Regions from separate parts of the Homo sapiens genome. Here region 2 is linked to region 1. A link is a loop called in an ENCODE intact Hi-C map of the cell type or tissue named here. Cell type or tissue: MCF 10A. All regions are shown on one strand. Each heading gives the region's core, and the rest is flanking DNA. Links, peaks and the distances in the headings are about the cores only.

What was found. Hi-C counts contacts between places; a loop is a spot of excess contacts. Peaks named below come from ENCODE experiments on the same cell type or tissue, not always from the same donor. Only the 100,000 strongest peaks of a DNase experiment are listed, where the experiment ranks them.
Region 2: it touches region 1 in a loop (2.4-fold over the local background); 7 of 110 quality-filtered maps call a loop at or near these places.

What each region holds. Positions count from the first base shown.
Region 1 is chr10:99,925,463-99,928,378 of GRCh38, forward strand. The region is part of intron 4 of DNMBP (dynamin binding protein); the gene reads right to left. DNMBP-AS1 (DNMBP antisense RNA 1) reads left to right here and starts at 1,743. Exons shown (of 5, transcript NR_024130.3): 1 at 1,743-1,837; 2 at 2,698-2,778. In MCF 10A, for the core only: no CTCF peak of the experiment used is centred there; a DNase peak (open chromatin) is centred at 1,629.
Region 2 is chr10:99,975,858-99,978,773 of GRCh38, forward strand. The region is part of intron 1 of DNMBP (dynamin binding protein); the gene reads right to left. Among named protein-coding and RNA genes, the nearest start is that of DNMBP, 33 kb to the right of the region's middle. In MCF 10A, for the core only: no CTCF peak of the experiment used is centred there; DNase peaks (open chromatin) are centred at 864 and 1,304.

The sequences.
Region 1 (2,916 bases), core at 153-2,652:
TGGAGTGCAGTGGCACAATCTCAGCTCACTGCAACCTCCACCTCCTGGGTTCAAGCGATTCTCCCGCCTCAGCCTCCGGAGTAGCTGGGACTACAGGCGCCCACCAACATGCCCAGCTAATTTTTGTATTTTTGTACACAGGGGGTTTCACCATGTTGGCAAGGCTGGTCTCAAACTCCTGACCTCAAGTGATCTGCCCACCTCGGCCTCCCAAAGTGCTGGTATTTCAGGCGTGAGCCACTGTGCCTGGCCTGACCCACACTTTAGGCTGTAACTCACATTTACATAATACATTTATGTCTATACACATACACATACACAAAGTATTACATGCTTACTTTTACTACATAGAATGTAGTATGAAAGTTTTTTCTATTTACTTTTATTTTTCAGAACTGCTGATTGCAACCCCCAAACAGACTTCAAGACCCAGTCATGAGTGGCTACCCATTATTTACAAAAACATGGGATTGTGGCTATATAAGCTTCCTTCCAGTAATAACATAAGAGGCTCCTATTTTGTAGCCTTCCAACCCTGAACCTTTAGCCCTCTCTAGTTTTGTTTAGAGCCCTCTCTAGTTTCATAGTTTTCTCTGTAAGAGCTCTTCATTTAGATATCCTAATATTATTTACATGCAAAACAGGTAACGTGGAATTTGAAACACCAGGTCCCCTTCTCATCATAACCATGTATGTTATTAGCAAGTGCAAAACCCTAGTGCCCACACTTGGTCTAGTAATGGTAGAGTAGCTCACATTGTACTAATCTCCCTACTTATAACTACCAAAAACACTTTACAAGATTTATTTTTTTAACTTTTATTTACTTTTATTTTTCTAGAGATGTGGTCTCACTCTGTCACCCAGGCTGCAGTATAGTGGCATCATCATAGCTCACTATAGCCTCGACCTGCCAGGCTCAAGTGATCCTCCCACCTCAGCCTTCTGACAGATATTTTAAAAAATAACTATATGCAGGCACTGAAAAGCAATCAAAAGCAGGCAGAATTTGGAGGGGATATGACTCAAAACAAGGGAAGCAAACTAGGTAAGATGCACCTGTCTCCAGTCCTCCCCTCAGGGCACTCCCTAGTCTTTTAGGACGCCGGGAAATAAAGCAAAAGAAGAAAGCCCACATGGGGCAATCTTACTGGGCTGAGCAGCCAAAGGTTCCAGTCTGGGGGCTCTGAAGACATTAGCTATTAAGGGGGAAATCCTGGAAAACAGTAAGCCACAGAGAGGAGAGCCCCAAAATCTGTGCAGAAATGCCTCTCAATCCTTCAACTGTGCATGCAGGTGATGAGACTCCAAGGAACCCCGTGGAAAGCTGGAGGCCAGAAGAGCCCAGCAGATAGATCTTCACCAACTGTCTGGCTCTGGGAAGACACAGTTTGAAATTTGAGTCCCTCCAAGTTAGGAGGTTCAATAAACACTTCCAGTTTTCTGTTGAAACCTCCGAAGGGCCACACCTTAGGAATAAGGCCCACCTCTCAGAACTAGAGGTCCACACCCTAGGACTAAGAGCAAACCCCTAACAGACCTGCCCTAAAAAAACCTCAGATGGAGGCCTCAGGAGAATGACTGATCAGGCCGGTGAGAAAGGAAAGCCTGGGGGAAAACTTGGCTTCCTGCCTGGGGGAGAGGCTGGAGAGCAGCCACTGAACAGAGCTCTGTCTCAGATGGAGGAGGGGTGGCAAGGGGAAGACGGGAGAAGAGGAAGGGACAGGACATTCCACTTAGACAATCAAACTTGAAGTGTTTACGGTCTAGGGTAGATGTCCAACAGGGAGCAGGGACTATCAATCTGGAACTCAGAGACGAAACCATGGAGTGACAGGTGGGTGGCGCAACTTATAAAGGGGAAGGGAGGTGGGCAGATAAAACACAAAGAAATGGCCATTTATGAGCACCTACTATGTTCCGGATATGTGACTGTTTTATTTTTCTATCTCATTATGAGAGAGGTATTATCTTCACTTTACAAATTGAGAATCCGAAGCTCCAAGAGGTTAAGTAATTTTTGTCAAGTTAAGGCCATTTAGTAAATGGTGGAGCTGAGATTTGAACTCAGGGCAGACCAACTCTGATGCTTGTTCCTTTGTGTAATTACACAGTGTTCCCTTGTAATATTCAGGAAGGGCAATGGCGTGAGAGAGCTAACAAAGAACGTTAGAATGCTGAAAGATTTCTAGTAAAGACAGAATTTGTTATAGGTCAAGAAGGATATTAGGGGTACAAAAAGGGGTGAACTAAATATGAATATACTTTCAAAAGTTAAGTCCTCAAAGATAAAGAGAGTTGTAGAAATGGAAATGATATTGGGTGGAACCGAGCTGGTTTCAGGGAGATCAGAGGGCACATTACAACACTGCAGAGAGAAGGGTTTCACTCCTGTTAAGTCAAACAGAATAAACACACTTTGATTACAGTTGGGAGGCTTAATACAATAAGGAACTAAACATAGGAAACAAAGTTCACCAAAGGAACAGATGCGGGGGGAAGGGAAGAGGAACAATACAAAAACCAATATAAAGAATCACAGAATCAGACTTTTTTCTTTTTTAGCTGGAAGGAATTTAGAAGTTATCCAGTCCCTATCATTTCAGAGAGAAAATGCACCTAGGAAAAAATGACTAGCTGCTAAAAACCTCAGCCTCCCAACTAAAGCTGGGTTTGGTTTCATTTTTGTCTTTATAGGTGCAGGTTAAGAGCCTGTTAGGTCCAAAATGGTGCCCCAGAAATTCAAGTTAAGTCAAGCCCATGTTGGAAGACCACCAGGTAAACCACCGGCCATCCCAGGACCATAGCAGGCTTATCTTTTCAGTCTGTGGTGGCCCCTAGTACAAATCTAACCAGCCAGCCCATTCTGAAGGAGACCTAGACGAGAAACTTTCTACTTAAGGGGAGGGCATGAGA
Region 2 (2,916 bases), core at 102-2,601, 50 kb after region 1:
ACTATTATAGTTATAACAGTGCCTAACATTCATTGAGTACTTCCTAGGTACATGCATTTACCATGTACTTCCCTGAGTCCTCGCAAGGACCCTATCATATGTTATTGGTTCCCATTTGGCAGGTGGGGACACGGGATCAGAGAGATGATAGCTGTCCAAGGTCACATAGTAAGTCAGAGGTGTAATGGGAACCCAAATCTGTCTGTCTCCAAAGCCTTAACCAGTATGCTAACAGTGTGAAAGCACCTAGGTCAGGGCTGGTATAGTAGCTGCTCAATAAACATTAGTCATTATTACAAAGCATCATTTCCATAATCAACTGCAAGCTCAAATTTGTGTCACTGATATAGCATCATCAGAGAATGTGCTATTTCAAACATATAAACTCTACGGAGCTTACCATTTCAACATGTCAAAACCTGGTTAACTTTGATTGTTTAAAAATAGACACACTCCAGACTTCCCTGACTTCTTTATTAGAAGACCTTGAACATGACTTACTCTTTGGCTGATGGGTCCAAGTTCATTATTAAGACTACACATTACTGTATTAAGCTGTGATACACAATACCAGCACTGTCTATCTTTTAGGCCTTTCTCTTTCAACGTCAGCCTACCCTCTGCTCTCCTCTGTCAACTTTTCCACGCCCTTGCTATATTGCTGTTTATGATCTGCTATGGAGGGGAGACCACACGCATACTACCAAAATTATGTAAAGTTCCTAGATAAATAAAAGTAAACAAGCTCTAAATGCGAGGCTAACAAACTCTACTGTGGTGGGAAAGGACACATGTTCGTGGTAGAGTTTTTCAACAGTTATTTTCATGTGCACTGAGGCCCCTTTCTTACTTTCTGGCTGTCTTCCAGAGGACTGAAGTTGCCAGATGTCAGATTTCCACATAAGGGTGGTGTCCTAAGTATTTTCTTAAAAAAAAAAACACCACACATAATGTCCTGCAAACTTCTTAGCCATCTAGATGTTTATGTTATTAAAACTATTCCTTAACCTTCGGCCAAATTAGATACTATTTTTCTTCTTATACTACATTTTCTCAGATTTCATCTATCAGACTAGATATATCTAATTATCTAAAATATCAAGTAAAGAATTAGCATAAACCCCATATAATTACTTAGAGAACTACCCCATTACACAAAGGGAGTAATGCTTGTAATCTGAAAGAGTTAAAGCTTCTCCCAGAGAACCTTTTCACTCTACCAGAAAATGACTCAGAAGCAGAGGAGAATCTGGCTCAATAAATACTTTTACTGACTGACCTCCTACTCCATTGGAATGAGTGCATAATCACTGAGGAGCACACACCCTAGAAGGGTACTGAAGTCACGGCCTCGCTAAATTACATGATTCATGTGTGAGACCCAAAAGTATGTATAATATGACGAATCTCATCTGTCTTCTCTGCCCTGTATACCCTATGAAAAGCAGCTACTCTTATTCATGCCAGGGCCATTTTAGAAGCCTGAGCATATATTTTGAAACAATCATAAATGGCTTCTATAAGCTGTTCCACCAACTCCAGATAGAAGTAAAAAGAACTGCAGAGGAAATCAGAACACAGATGGGCTTGAGAGAACACCGAGGAAATTACTGCTTATATGGCATGATTTCAGGGACAGCAGAAAAATTTGCTATGAAAACACCATCTTCTTCCCTTGCTGGTGAACGCCTATCTTTCCACCTTTAGGGAGTCATTCTGCATTTGAAATATAGATATATTTGGAAAGAAAATTCTTCAAACCCTTTTAGAATGTAAACTCTGTGAAGGAAGAGATTTATTTCATTCACTGGTCTACAGCAGTGCCTGGCACATAAAATATTTTCAGATTTTTGATGAACAAACGATTTGTTGAAGTTTGGGAAAATATATGAAACTCTTTTTTTATTCTTATCTTTTAAAAATTTTTTTCCAATAATCCAACCTGTCACAATATATGAAACTATTCATATCAAAATCTCAAGTTTTACTTACCTAAAACTAAATTAACCATCTCTTCCCCAAAAATAGTTTTACCTTCCAGCTTGTCTATCTATGTATGGCACTGGCAACAGTGCCATAGCAATGTCATAGAAATCTTCCAGGTCAAGCATTAATGTCTTGGACTTCTTCATCCTCTATGGCAGACGGTACACTAAGAACAACAGCTATTGTATGATTATCTACCAAGTGTCAGACACTGATCTAGGAGCTTAAATCCTCACGACTCCGCAAGGTAGACAGCAAGTCTCCAAAGCCAGGGTGCCTGCATTCCAATCCCAGCACCACCACTGAGCAATTTACTCAATCTCTTTAGCTGACAAATAGCTAAACCAGAACCCGAATTCAGGCCTGTTTGATTCCCATGCCCACGTTCTTTTTATGGCAAACATCACTTTTCTTAAACTTCATTGGTTCTTCCTTCAACATCCTCTAGACTTCCATTTTTCTGTTTCTCCAACATTTAACTATGAAAATTTTCAAACAGTGAGGTTGAAAGAATTTTACACCCACCACCTAGATTCTAGCATTAACATCTTACTGCAGTTACTTTATCACATATTATCTATCCCTTTATTCGTTTATCAATTTGTGTTATTTTTTGGATGCATTTCAAATATATATATTTTTTATTTTGATGCACTTCAAAATAAATCATAAACATTTCCCACCAAACTCTGACATATATATCTTAACTAGAGTCCAATATTTGTTTACGGTTTTTGTTGTTGTTGTTTTCTTTTTTGAGACAGGGTCTCTGTCACCTAGGCTACAGTGCAGTGGCGTGATCTTGGCTTACTCTAACCTCTGCCTCCCAGACTCAGGTGATCATCCCACCTCAGCCTCCTGAATATCTGCGATCACAGGTGTGTACCACCACACCTGGCTAATTTATTTACAGAGGTGAGGTTTTGCCAT